2 separate regions of the Homo sapiens genome follow, and region 1 is linked to region 2. A link is a contact called in ENCODE Hi-C or POLR2A ChIA-PET data. All regions are on one chromosome and are shown on one strand. The core of a region is the stretch at or near the end of the contact, and the rest is flanking DNA. Distances in the headings are between cores, read along the strand shown. Region 1 has its middle 20 kb from the start of KCNF1. Region 2 overlaps LOC124905973 (a long non-coding RNA gene).

What was found. A loop is a pair of places that touch in the nucleus more often than their neighbours do. ChIA-PET counts read pairs that join two places held with the same protein, here RNA polymerase II (POLR2A). Pooled maps may share reads with other maps.
Region 1: a loop to region 2 is called in a map of gastrocnemius medialis, with 6 times the contacts of the local background. The contact joins two enhancer-like sites. A Hi-C loop is called at or near these places in 4 of 168 maps with a recorded cell type or tissue (PC-3, astrocyte of the cerebellum, gastrocnemius medialis and 1 more) and 5 of 50 pooled maps. POLR2A ChIA-PET finds 5 or more read pairs at or near these places in 1 of 52 experiments (GM12878).

Annotation. Positions count from the first base shown.
Region 1 is chr2:10,928,684-10,935,092 of GRCh38, reverse strand. No RefSeq gene overlaps it. Among named protein-coding and RNA genes, the nearest start is that of KCNF1, 20 kb to the right of the region's middle. Within about 2 kb of position 2,957, at least 4 of the 41 ENCODE cell types and tissues checked have a DNase peak (open chromatin) inside an H3K27ac peak, as active enhancers do; they include gastrocnemius medialis, where a contact is called at or near this core.
Region 2 is chr2:10,842,765-10,849,453 of GRCh38, reverse strand. It overlaps LOC124905973 (a long non-coding RNA gene), which reads left to right. Exons shown (of 3, transcript XR_007086215.1): 2 at 1,184-1,381; 3 at 1,535-2,057. Among named protein-coding and RNA genes, the nearest start is that of LINC01954, 32 kb to the left of the region's middle. Within about 2 kb of position 5,258, at least 5 of the 41 ENCODE cell types and tissues checked have a DNase peak (open chromatin) inside an H3K27ac peak, as active enhancers do; they include gastrocnemius medialis, where a contact is called at or near this core.

The sequences.
Region 1 (6,409 bases), core at 1,708-4,207, 88 kb before region 2:
GGTGCAGCTCAGCGGAACTTCAGCATGGCCCCACAGAGCGGGCTGCACACAGCTGGTCATTTGTGCAGCCGGGATTTGAAGGCGGCGGATGTAGCCTCCTACTCCGGCATCACCTTCCACAGAGCAGCCTCCCAGCCAGCCCTGCCCTCAGGGGCTCATGGCCTGGAGGGAAAGACAGAGCCTGCCCCTCTGGGATGCACCCATCTTTGACAGGCAACAGGAGCCAGGGCCAGAGACACTATTTGTTATTGTTCCCAGGTGTCTATGCCCTTGAGCAACAGTGGGAGGCTGACCTTCAGCCTCCCACAGGACGGGGAGGCTGCCAAAGAAGGAAGACAATGACAGGGAGGCAGAGGGAGGGGCAGGTGGGGGCTTTCCCAGGGATGAGGGGTCTGCCAAACCTAAGAGAAAGTACAGCAGCCAAAATCAAGGGGCACAAGCAGGGCGGGGTGGAGGGAGGGGGACACAGTCGGCCAGCTGGAAAGGGCCTCATGCTCTCCTCCCCTGTAGATGAGGCTGCAAACCCCAGTCTTGCCCCCTCCAACACTTGGAGGAGGAACAGGGATCCAGTGGAGATGGGCACGCGGATGCCAGCACAGGGCAGGTGAGGCAGGATCACGTATTGAGAATCCATGTGTGCTTTGCTCTTCTCTCTCCCTTCCCTTGCGGGAGGCAGGAAGCTTGCCTGGGGAGCCTGTCTCTGTGTGAGGCCATGTGGGTTCTAGGGCTGAAAGCAGAAGTGACTGGAACTGGTCCCCTTCCTGCCCTCTCCAAGCAGAGCATGGTGGGCTACTTTATCTCTAAAGAGGAGACTGACTGTCTTTGAGAAGAGATGGGAACAGCAGGACAGAAAAGAGAGATTTTCCCCACAAGATAACATGGCTCCTGCAAACACTGGGGACCCGCACTCTGTTGCCTGGCAGCAGCCTGGACACAGGTCATGAGGGATCCCAGGGCTGCAGGTTGTCCAGAGGCAGGAGCTGGAACCCAAGTGATGGTACAGTGGGTGGGTGGCTCGTAGGGAGCTAATGCAGACCCGAGAATGCAGGCGCCCCCTTGACTATGTGGTGCTAGAAAAGACCCCAGGACCTGGAAACCACCCAGTGTCCATCAGTGGGTGAATGGATGAGCAAACGTGGCATCGCCGTAGCAGGGAGTATTACTCAGCCCTAAAATGGAATGAGCTGGCACACCCGGCAATGTGGACGAGCCCAGAGCATGATGCTGAGTGAAAGAAGCCAGACACAAAAGGCCACATAGTGCAGGATTCTGTTCATGCGAAACACCCAGGGTAGGTAAATCCCGATGGACAGAGAGCAGGCTGGTGTTGCCAGGGCCTCACAGGTGACTGGGGAGTGGCTGTGTTCCAGGTAGAGGGTGTCCTTTGGGGATGATGAAAGTGTCCTGGAACCAGATGCAGGTGATGGCGGCAAAACACTGTGAATGTGCTGAATGCCACTGGATCGTACTTTTAAAATGACTAGCGGTTCATTTTGTCATGTGAATTTTACCTCACTTTTATAAAAAGGCCCCGTCAGGACCTTTGCCCATCCCTGGGGAGGGAGAAGGAGCCCTAGAGCCCTAGCAAAGACCACCCCCAGTGACGTCCTGGTAGCTCAGAATCCGAGGGACGTTTATTTGGCACAACGAGACCGAAAAGTGTGGTCTACTGAGTTTGTGGAGTGGGATTTGTATCATTTACAGAAGAAGGCGTGGGTATGGAAGAGCTATTTATGGGTCTCATGGGGCAGAAAGGGGTGCTGAAGGAATGAAAGGACCCCTTTCATTCATGGGGTGGTGGGACAGGAGGGCAGCCCTGAGGAAAGCCTGGGAAGACTCGTGAGTCCCGACCCCTCCAGTCCAGGCTGGGAAATGTCTCCTGCGAGAAAGGAGGAGTTGCTCTCCTCTCCCTCCATGCACACACACACACATATACATGTACACGCACACACACAAGGGCACAAACACACACAGGCACACACACAGGCACACATTGCTCCAGAGCTCACCCCTCAGCGCCCTGACCCCCTGGCTGCCTGGGGTGCTGTTTGGCCATGCAGGCTGCTGACCGCCAAGGCCTGCTGGCCCACGGACAGTGTCCAGCCTGGGGTCCCCAGGCAGCCCTGTGACAAGAACTGCATGCTGCCAAGAAGCCTCCCAGGTGGCTTTCCCAGAGGGCTCTGCCCCTGCTGTGACAGTGTCATTGAGAAAGGACATCTGGAGGAGCCTCTGAGAGCAAGTGGTTCCCAGATCCCAGCATGCGCACCCAGACAGATACATCCTCCCCTTCAGACTCCACGTGGAAAGGAAACACACACAAAACAATGGCAGGTCAGGACAGGGGGACCCTGCAGGGGGAGCGGAAGTGTGTGCGTCCTCCTGGAACAGGGTATGAGCCCGGCCTCAAGCAGAACAGTAATGCAGCAGACATTTGTCTCTGGGACTGGAGGCCTCGCTCCACAAAGCCAGCTCAGGCAGCAGCCGGTGCCCAGAGAAGGCTCTGGCCGTATTCTCAGAGGGGGCTCCGTCCTCCACTTTGGGGTTTTCTGGTGGTGGGCCCTGGGCAGGTGTGTAGCTTTCCCAGCCTGTCTCCTCTTCCTGGCCTTCTTGCCTGTTTGGGGATCCCACTTCACCTCGAGGCCCCACTCTCCTCACCTGTGGAGACCAGAGGCCGGCCCATCCTTCGCAGAGTGCTTGCCAAGCTGAGAGCCTGGAAGGAGGGGAGCGAGGGCCAGGTCTCTGCAGGTCCCAGCCACCGGTCTGTAGAGCCCTACAGAGCAGCAGCGCTGTGAAGGGGTGTGCGTTCAAGGCTTTGTCTGTTATAAAATGCTCAAGAAATATGAGTAGTTCACGTTTCAAAGATGAGAAAGGGATGATCGCGGTTGACCCCGTGAATGGTGGAATCTTGGCCAGGGCTACTTTGAGGGAAGGCTTCCAGGGACTCTTGAGTCACCCTCTGGAAGGGATGACCTGGCCAGCCTTGAGCAGGTGCCAGGGTTGACCAAGAGCCACATGCACAGAAGGCACAGACCTGGAGATGCCTGCTGTGATCTGGGCCTCTGTTCATGCCTGGAGCCTGTCCATGCGTGTCCTGGGACCCCAGGGCCTGCCAGGGAAACCACAGGTCTCAGACTGCGAGTCAGACTGCTGCGTGAGCTCCACACTTCATCTGCCAGGAGCAGCAGGTGGCATCTAGCAGCCCCCATAGGGTTTCTGGCCCACTTGTTCCTCCCTGGGAACCCGTAACATGCCTGCCCCAAGGAGTGCTGATCAAGGGAAGCATCCCTCCGCAACTGCACTGCGTCAAACGTGGACCTGGCCTTGGTCCGGCCCCATAGCCGCTGCTGAGCGACCACCCAGCCCCAGATGTCATTCCCAGGAGGACCCTGTGTGAGGCTCTACCCCACCAGCTCTCCGCTCAGAGCTACACACAACACGCACTTGGCCTCCCAAGTCATGATGGGAGGGAGCGCTGGCCCCCACAGGACCCCAGGAGAAATTAGATGAATTAGAGGAATCAGAAGTAAACGTTTTGTTAATAAAATGTGCCTGGTAGAGATCAGGGCTGCTGGGAAGTGTTATTGACATAAGCAAGCTAAAATGGGTTCTTCATAGCGAGGGGCAAATGCCTTCATTCATTCATCACGTATTTATTGAGCACCTACTATGTGCCTCACAGTTGAAGAGGTGTAGGAAGGACTTAAACCAGGCGACAGCTTGAAGCCGGCTCTACTTCCCTGCAGAATCCTGTGTCCCCATTCTGGGGCCACGCCACCCCCAGGTGGCAGCTGCTCAGCTCTGTCTGGTGCAGCGGGAATGGGCCTTGCTGGGCCAATCACACCTGGTCTAAATCATGGGCCCTGTACAAGGAATTGTCACCAGAGCTTAGGGACATGCACAGCATCCCCAACTTTCCCCTCTTGACTGCAGGTCATCTGTAGAAAGGATGATGAAAAACTAAAAGCCAGGGGATAAAAAGGGATCCCTCAACCCTGCCAACCAAGTCTCTATTAGGCCTGGGGGGCAGAAGTTTATGGGGATTATTGATCTCCCTTGGCCCAAACAGATGGTGGGGGAGGTGAGACCCGCGTGCAATTACATTCTTTGGTGACACGGCTATATTAAGATCGATTACATTGTGCAACAAACATATGAATCATTCCCAGAACCCTAACTGCTTGAATTTGAATATGCATGAGAAGCTGCCCAGAAATGCCTAAAATACATACATACACATATATATAGTCAAAAAACAAGACAGCTCACGGGGTGAAGAATAACAAAAGGCAATTTGCCACTCTGATGAAAGGGGCCGTGTGCTAGGTTAACTGATGAAGACTCATTCACAATCAGTGTACACATCCAGGGCCCATGGGAGCTTTGCCCACACCATCCCCGTTCATCCTCACCACAAGCCTACACACCAGGAATTATTTTTCCCATTTTACAGATGGGGAAGCTGAGCCTACAGCTGAGTTAAGATCATACTGCGTGTTGGTCAGTCCCAAGGAAGAATTTGAACTGTGGGCTTTCTGCGCCCAAAGCTCTGCCTTTCTGTGCGAGACTCTGTCTCGCACAGACACTACAAAGATCTCACCCCTACCCACTTTAGTCTTCCAGGTTCAGGCTTCACAAAACCACTATTGTCTCCTGCTTCCTGGAGTTCTGCATAAGAGAACCAAGTTTGAAGGAACAATAAGCTGATACCAAACAGCAACAACAGGAAAACAAAGATGTCTTGGAAATTAAGAACCACAGTTCCAAAAAGGGTCAATTAGATGAATGATAAGATGAACACAGTTGAACACCAAACCAACAATATAGATATAGATAATCTATATCTATAGATAAAGATAGATAAAGCCAACAAAATCTTCAAACATAGAGCAAAAAGGCAAAAAAACAAAACAAAACAAAAACACAAAATAAAACATACACACGCACACTAAGTCAATAAGAGTGCTTGGGTAAGAAAACAGAAGAAATGCAGGAGAGAAAGAAAGCAACAGTAGAAGTAAATTTCTCTGGGCTAAAGAAAGATTTGAGTCTTCAAAGTAAAAGTCCCTGCCAAGTGTTCAGTGGAAAAAGTTTACTTTCTAGGTGAAATTTCAGGTTGTGAAAGAGTTTCAGAATTCCAAAGATACAGAGAATTCTAAAAGCCTCCAGGATGGAAAACCGAATGACCTGAAAAGGAACAGAAAGCAGATTGACTTCAGATAAATTAGCCAGAAAGCATCATGCAGCCAAACTGTCAGTCCTGTGTGAAAGCAAAATAAAGGCATATTCAAACATACAGACTCAGAAAGTCTATCATCCATAGATCTATCCTGAAAGATGCACCCAAGGGTATATTCCCAGCAAATCCAAAAAGGAATCCAAGAAGGAAAATGATGCAGTAGCTAAGAAACTAAGAAACTATCCACCAAACCCAGGAAGCTACGTGAAAAAGAAATCATGGATGGCAACTGTGCCACCAACCCCAAGAGCAAATGGTACAAATCCAATCGGGAAATTAGAAGGTCCTGAAAAGAATGTCTCCAAGAGGAAAAGGACATTTGTCTTTAACAAACACTAGAATGAAAAAGCTGCATAATCCTAGTGATAAGAAGAAGGCATATCAAAATACGAAATTTGTAAAAATTACACGCTGTCTTCTTCATCCTGTGGCATCAGATGTAGAGAATGAAATGGATGGAATTGACATTTACATCTGCGGATGTAGAGAACGGGATTCCATCCGTTCTATCCTCTGCATCTGCAGTGAAGAATAGTTGCATAATCATTATATTAAAAACACTGATTATTGGTTTAAATTTGTTTAGAATCAGCTGGTTGTCAAAGCACAGAAATAACTATAGTCGCAGAACAGAGTGTTTGTGTTTTAAAGCTTGTCAATGTAGCAATGAGAGGTGGGGGCCAGGAAGTGGGCAGTGAGCGGGGAGAAAAGGCAGGGGGATCTAGTGGGGCCTAGGGGATTTTCACATAGGGGAATCCAGGAGATACCGACTAGAGCTGATATTCTGAGAAACCGAAGTTTAAGCATGTGACGTAAAGCAGTAATGGTAACTAGAGAAGAAGTAAACATTTTATTAATAAAATGTGCCTGGTAGAGATTAGGGCTGCTGGGAAGTGTTATTGATATAAGCAAGCTAAAATGGGTCCTTCATAGCGAGGGGCAAATGCCTTCATTCATTCATCACGTATTTATTGAGCACCTACTATGTGCCAGACAGTGTGTAGCATGCTTGGGTGGGAGGTGGAGGTTCAATAGCATGCAGAATCTCAATCCCTGTCCTCAAAGAGCTGCCAGTCTAGTGTAAGAGACAGATATGAATTCTATAAATTAAAAAAAAAGGTAAAATTGCAAGTGTGATGAGCATCAGAAGAGAGGCACAGGGTGCAGTTAGAG
Region 2 (6,689 bases), core at 4,009-6,508:
GTTTAAAAGTGCGTAGCACCCCACCCCCCACCCTCTTCCTCCTGCTCCAGCCTTGTAGGATGTGCCTGCTTCCCCTTTGCCTCCCGCCATGATTGAAAGTTTCCTGAGGCCTCCCCAGCAATGCTCCCTGTACAGTCCATGGAACCATGAGCCAATTAAACCTATTTTTTTTATAAATTACCCAGTCTCAGGTAGTTCTTTATAGCAATGTGAGAACAGACTAATACACCATCATAAAAAAGCTTGAAAAAAAATTCAAAAGATGTATCATCCAACTTCTACCACCCACAAGTCACTTCCTGGGGCTGAAGAGTAAGGCAGGGAACCCTGACATTGACATATTGCTTACAATATATGTTTCCTAAGCTTTAACTCTTTGTATTCTTATAAGAAGTCAAGGCAGCCGTGAAGTATCATTCCCCTTTCATAAGGGAACTCCGAGGGATCAGGAGGGAAGTGACTTGCCTGAGATCACACAGGCCGGGTAGGAGGCTGGGCCCGGAGCCCAGGGATCTTGAATGGAGACTGGGGTCACCCCACAGTACCTGCCACTGTTGCCACAGTCTCAAAGCCACAGGAACAGCCCCTGCATGGTAGGACGTATGTGTCTCACAGTACTCTTCTAAGACTCTAAGGAGGAAATTCTAACCCAGCGATTAGCAGTGATTGGAGTTAATTGCATGTTAGTTACCATGGTTATGTCTAACTTAGTTCTCCCTTGAGCCTCCAACAGGAACACGGAAGACTGTTCTCAGGCTAATGCAGTGGGAAGAAAACACCCTGAGCAGGGTCACAATTGTTCTCTGGGCTTTGTTTGCAGAACCTGTTGATGATCTCCAGTTTCCAGAAGTATTCTACATGGAAATAGTTACCAATGTGCAAAAGGAGCACCATTTTCTGGCATCCCGAGCCACAAACCAGGTGTCTGGAGGTGTTGCTTTGTAAGGAAAAAGCCAGCAGCCATCTGGCTTCCTCTCCAGAGCCAATGTAAGGGAGTTGTTTTAAGGATTGAGGATACAGGACCTTGTAACAAGCTTACAACAGTATTTGGCTCTCAGTAAATACCCAATACCTTCATTAACATTACATTTCACATATCTCCACAGAACTTATTTTAAGCAGTGTCTTCATTTCTTGTTTAAAATAGAATTTAATTGCAGGCCTCTTGTCTTTGATTCTCCAGAATCTTATTCATCCAGACAGAAGAGGAGAACAAGCCTCGGAGCACCCCCAGGAGCTCTCCTGAAGCCGCCAGGAATGGAGGAGCTCGCTTGGAATCAGAGGCCCGTGTTCCCAACCCAGGGCTGCCCCTGCTGGAGATGTGACCTCGGGCAGGCACACTGGGAAGCCTCTGGAAGCCCAGGCCTGCACGCGTGAAAGGGTGAGCTGTACCCCTGGGTCAGAGCGCGAGTTCCTTGTGTGTGTCTTGGTGGGAGGTCAGTGGTTGTAGGCCCTGAATGTTGACTGAGTCATCAGACAGAGCCGGCCTGGTCTCAGGTCCCAGAGTGCAGCTTCTGTGATGCTTCAACATCAGGGCTGAAGACCCTCCGGCACCCACAGGAGGATCTGCTGCATCAGCCCAGGTGCCAGCCAGGGAAGGCTCTTGCAGAACTGGAGGCATCCACAGGCTGTCTTCCGCACCTGAACAAGGCCCTCGTGGGGGGACTCCGCTGGCTCCGCCACTGCCTCTCCATCCTTGAGTGACTTCCTAAGCCCACACCCAGGCTTCCAGGGCTCCTCTGAGAGCCCCCTGAATGCAGGCGAGCTCCTCTAGTCACCCCTCTCTCTTGCCCTTCTTTATTCCTCCATGCCAGTTTACTCGCTCCCCAAAACAAATCTTACCCTTTCACAGTTGACCTTAGTGGCCCTTGAGTCCAGAGCCACTGAAATTCTGTATCGGTTCCTCTTCCCTCCAGGACAAGGAGAGCTTAACTTCCTATGTTATGAGGCAGGGGATAATTACATGCCATCCTTCCAGCAGAGCAAAGAAAATGATTTAAAAAAAAAAAGTTTCACATTAAAACAGGCAGAACATTTCTATTCTGCCAATATTTTAATCCATTGACTTTTTTTTAAGCGCCTACTGTATGCCTGCTCAACGAGCTGGGCTCTGATAAGCGAGCTCAACCCCTCCCTGAGTGCGCTGGGAAGAGTGCCACCCAGTAAGGGAGCTCTGAGCAGTTAGGGTGGCAGCCAGTGGTGTGGACACGTGGGGCCCAGGCCAGCAGCCCAGGATCAGACACTCACATGTCCTCAGGAAGTCACTGGGTATCAGGCCTTGGGCTGGGCAGAAGTGGGACTAGAGACAGAGCAGGGTGTCCTACGAGGAAGCTGGCAGCAGGAGGACCTCAGGGCAGTCCGGACCAGCTCATGCTTGGGGGCTGCTTCAGGGGAGCCTTTTGGCTGGGCCAAGGGGGCTGGCTAGGAGGACTTGGACAGAAGGATGGGTCCAAAGGGCTCTGGGGTTCAAGAGAGCACCACTGAGGGAACCGCCCAACCTCACTCAGAGACCAGATCACGCCCAGCTATTGGGGGGATGGTAGAACAGAACAAATGCCATGCACGGAGTGCCAAGGGCTCCCCATGAGTGTGCAGGATTCCCAGAAGGGTCCTGAATGGGAATGGCAGCATTGGAGGAAGAAGCCTAATAAGACCTCCTCCAATTTTCTGTGCATCCATAAAAGCTGCTCCAGTCAGCCACCACTGACGGGCAGGATCCAAAGAGCGGGGAAAGGAATGCATTGTTCACATATTCTCTGGAGAACAAATAATCCCACAGTGATTCTGAAGAACAGTCAGCGATGTTTGATTTAAGAGTGGCAAGGTACAACTCACAGCTCATTTTCCCTGCGGGGACGCTGCTCTTAATCCTCTTCCCCCTCATGCTAACTTTGAATTCTGGGAGGTGACCCTGGCCAAGCATTTAAGTTCTGTTAACATAATAAATGCTTGTTATCAACTACCTTCAAATTCAGAGGAAAGGGGGGTAATTTTCAAGCATCTCCTGAGTACCTCTGAGAAGAAATCGGCTGGCAAATGCATGCAGACATTCTAGAACATTATGTTCTCGTATAATTTGGTCTCGCGTTCTAGAACACTTACCCTTGCTGAGAACACGCTGTTGCTAGGATACGACCAATGAGTAAACACCCTGACTTTCTATTATTGTTTCATAGAGTCAGAGACTATCCAAGCCTCTGTTGCATTATTAGAACGGCTTCACTAAGGGTGTCAGTGGCGCCTAATCAGTACATCTAATGGAGGACACTTTCTAGTCCTTCCCTGCCTCTCTCCCATGAACTTGGGAGTGCATGCCCTGGCCCTCCAGGACACTTTCCCCTCAACACATTCTTTTACCTCTTTGTTCCTTCCCTTCAAGCCTCTGCCCTCAGCCAGCCCCTTTAATCCATGGCTGGTCCCAAGGCTGCCTCCCCCAGGGCTGGGACAAGGGTGAGGCAAGAGAGGCAACCAGGCAACAAAATGTCAGGAGGCCCTGGCTCCCAGGGTGTGCAGGGCAGGGCCTGCTCCCAGTTTGCATCCCGGGCACCTGGCTTGCCCTGGCTCAGTCCCAGTCAGCCCTCTCCCTCGGCGCTGCTCTACCAGGTGGCCCCTTGGAGCTCAAGGCCACACCTCCTACCTCCTCCCAAGCTCCCCCAGCCTAGAGCTTCTCCCCAGCTTCAGGCCATGCCTCCAACTGCTGGTGTCTCCACCCAGCTCTCCTCCAACTGCCCCTGCCACTCCCCACTCACACTATTCTACCTAGCCCCCCGCCAGCCCCATCCCATACCTCAAAGCAACCTTCCTTCCTGATACAGTTCTCCAAATCCTCGCCTCCTGGCTACTCACCACCAGGAATGCCTTAGGCAAGACCCTCACCATCTCTCCCCCAGACTCTTGTAGTAATCACTGTTTACTCTCCCTACCTCCAATCCAATAATCCACCTGGCCCCATCATCCAGGACTCAAAGCATTTCTGCTGCAAATATCCTCATGCACAGGAATGGGTGCATAGAATGAACTCCCCTCCTAAGGAGGACGATTTGACAATATTTATCAAAATTACAAATGTATATACACTTTGACCCAGCAACTCCACTTCAGGGAACTCACTCCACGTACTCATCCCTAGCCATGAGGATATGAATTGCAGCATTGAATGTAATGCAAGAAATTATAAACAACCTCAATGTCCATCTGTGGGGAAGAAGTTGATACGGTCTGCTAGATTCATGGAACATTTGACAGGCAATGAAAACATTGTGGCAGCTCTATGTATCAATATAGAATGACTTACAAGGCCTATAAATAAAAAGCTAGGTATAGAATAGTGTATCTAATACATGGCACCTGCATAAAAGGGAAGAGGTATATATACATACACACACGCACATTCAGACTATCTCTAGAATAAAACAGCGGGTTGGTCAGGTGCGATGGCTCACGCCTGTAAGCCCAGCATTTTGAGAGGCTGAGGCAGGTGGATCGCCTGAGGTCAGGAGTTCAAGACCAGCCTGGCCAACGTGCCAAAACTCTGTCTCTACTAAAAATACAAAAATTAGCCCGGCATGCGGGCACACGCCTGTAATCCCAGCTACCCGGGAGGCTGAGGCAGGAGACCCACTTGAACCCGGGAGGCGGACGTTGCAGTGAGCTGAGATCGTGCCAATGCACTCCAGCCTGGGCGACAGAGTGAGACTCTATCTAAAAAAAAAAAAAAAAAAAACCACTGAAAATGGTGACAGTGATCGCTGCTTCTGAGAAGGGGTATTTGGGGATAAGGATGAGGAAGGACCTTGCTTGCCACTGTATACTCTTCCCATTCTCCTCCTACTGTCCAAATTATTTATGTTGAGTATGTTTCACCTTTTCAAATAAAAACGCATCCCACCAGCTCTGCAACCAGCAACCTTTCTAAAGCACAAATCTGGTTATGTCACACTCTACTTACGACTCTCCAGGGGCTGTCTATGACGAGGGCATCCCAGACCATCACAGTTTATGCTTGTTACAGAGCCATTATATCCTCACTCTATGGCGTCTCTAAGGATATAATCCACCCTCCTTCTCGTGGACCGGCGTCATCTGACATGACCCTCGCCGGGCTCTTTAAACTCCAGAAGCACTGAACTGCTGGTAGCTCCCCTGCCCGCAAGCTATTTTTAGCCTCCAGGCCTTTGCTCCTGCTGTATCCTCTGCCAGGAATGCCTAGAGTACTCACCCAGCTCAGCTCAGGGGCACAGCCAGTGGCTCAGCCTATAAGACGCAGCCACGCCCACCCATGCCCCTGCCTGCGCGGCTCTGAAGCCCTGCCCACAGCCTGCCTCACCCTCCTGTGTCCTTAGAAAGACAGAACACAAGGAGCTATTTATGCGCCTGCTTTATCTCCTATTCTTGAGGGTCGGATATGTGTCCTGTTTGAAATGGAAGAAAAAAGTAATGCCCTAAATTTGAGCCCAGCTCCAGAGCCAGAAACACTTGGATTTGAATCCTGGGTCTGCTACTGGAGCTCTGCAGCCTGAAGGAATGCAGGGATGGCTGCAACCTCGAGCTGTTACTTCACCTCTCTGAGCTTTCCTTTCAGCTGCCTTTCCACTCAACCTCCTGTTTTGTTTTGTTTTTGTTTTGTTTGAGATCTACGAACGCGTGTACATACAGGACTAGTTGGTTTATTTTACCTGACGTGTACTAGTGACGTGTACTAGTAAAGTAGAAAACACATTAACTAATCAGTTTCTCTATTTTCGCTCTGAGGAATCTCTGCCCTGACTGTAACTGATGAGGAATCTCTGCCCTGACTGTACTGAATATGCACATACGAACGTTCCTGCAGACCTTGTCTTTCACTTTACCTGTATTTTTCTTAGCCCTGATCTGTCCATGTATGCGGTCTTCCTCCCATTTGTATTTGGACACACTATCTCAAGCCCTTTTGGGAATGAGGCCAGGAGGATACCTATGCACACAGACACCCTAACAAACAGGCCAAACCTCTAAGGGCATGGGGACGGTAAGAGAAGGGCCTGTCCTATAGGAAATGGCCATCAAAAGCCAACTGCCAGAAATTGCTAGAACCAAGTCTCCCCATGCTAGTGCCGTGTGCTTATTTAACCTCCCAGAGCCTCAGTTTCTTTATTTGTAAAAGGGGGACAAGAATGGTGACTTCACAGAGTTGTCATGAAGATTAAATAACTCATGAAAAGCTGGGCATGGTGGCTCACACCTGTAATTGCAGCACTTTGGGAGGCTGAGGCGGGCAGATCACCTGAGGTCAGGAGTATGAGACCAGCCTGGCCAACATAATGAAACCCCGTCTCTATTAAAAATACAACAATTAGCCAGACGTGGTGGCGGGCAACTGTAATCCCAGCTACTCAGGAGGTTGAGGCAGGAGAATCACTTGAACCCAGAAGGTGGAGGTTGCAGTGAGCCAAGATCACACCACTGCACTCCAGCCTGGGCAACAGAGTAAGTGAGACTCTGTCTTGAAAAATAAATAAATAAATAAAATAACTCATGAAAGACCTTACTACAATACCCAGCATTCAGTAGGTTCAGTAGATATTGATAAACACAGGAACTGATGAATACAGAATCTGAAAGCATCCTCAAAGCTCCTCCAAAGAAATCCAGCCACCTCTCGCCCTAGTGTTGACAAGAGAAGTAAGTTCCCCAGAGGATGCCTGATTGTA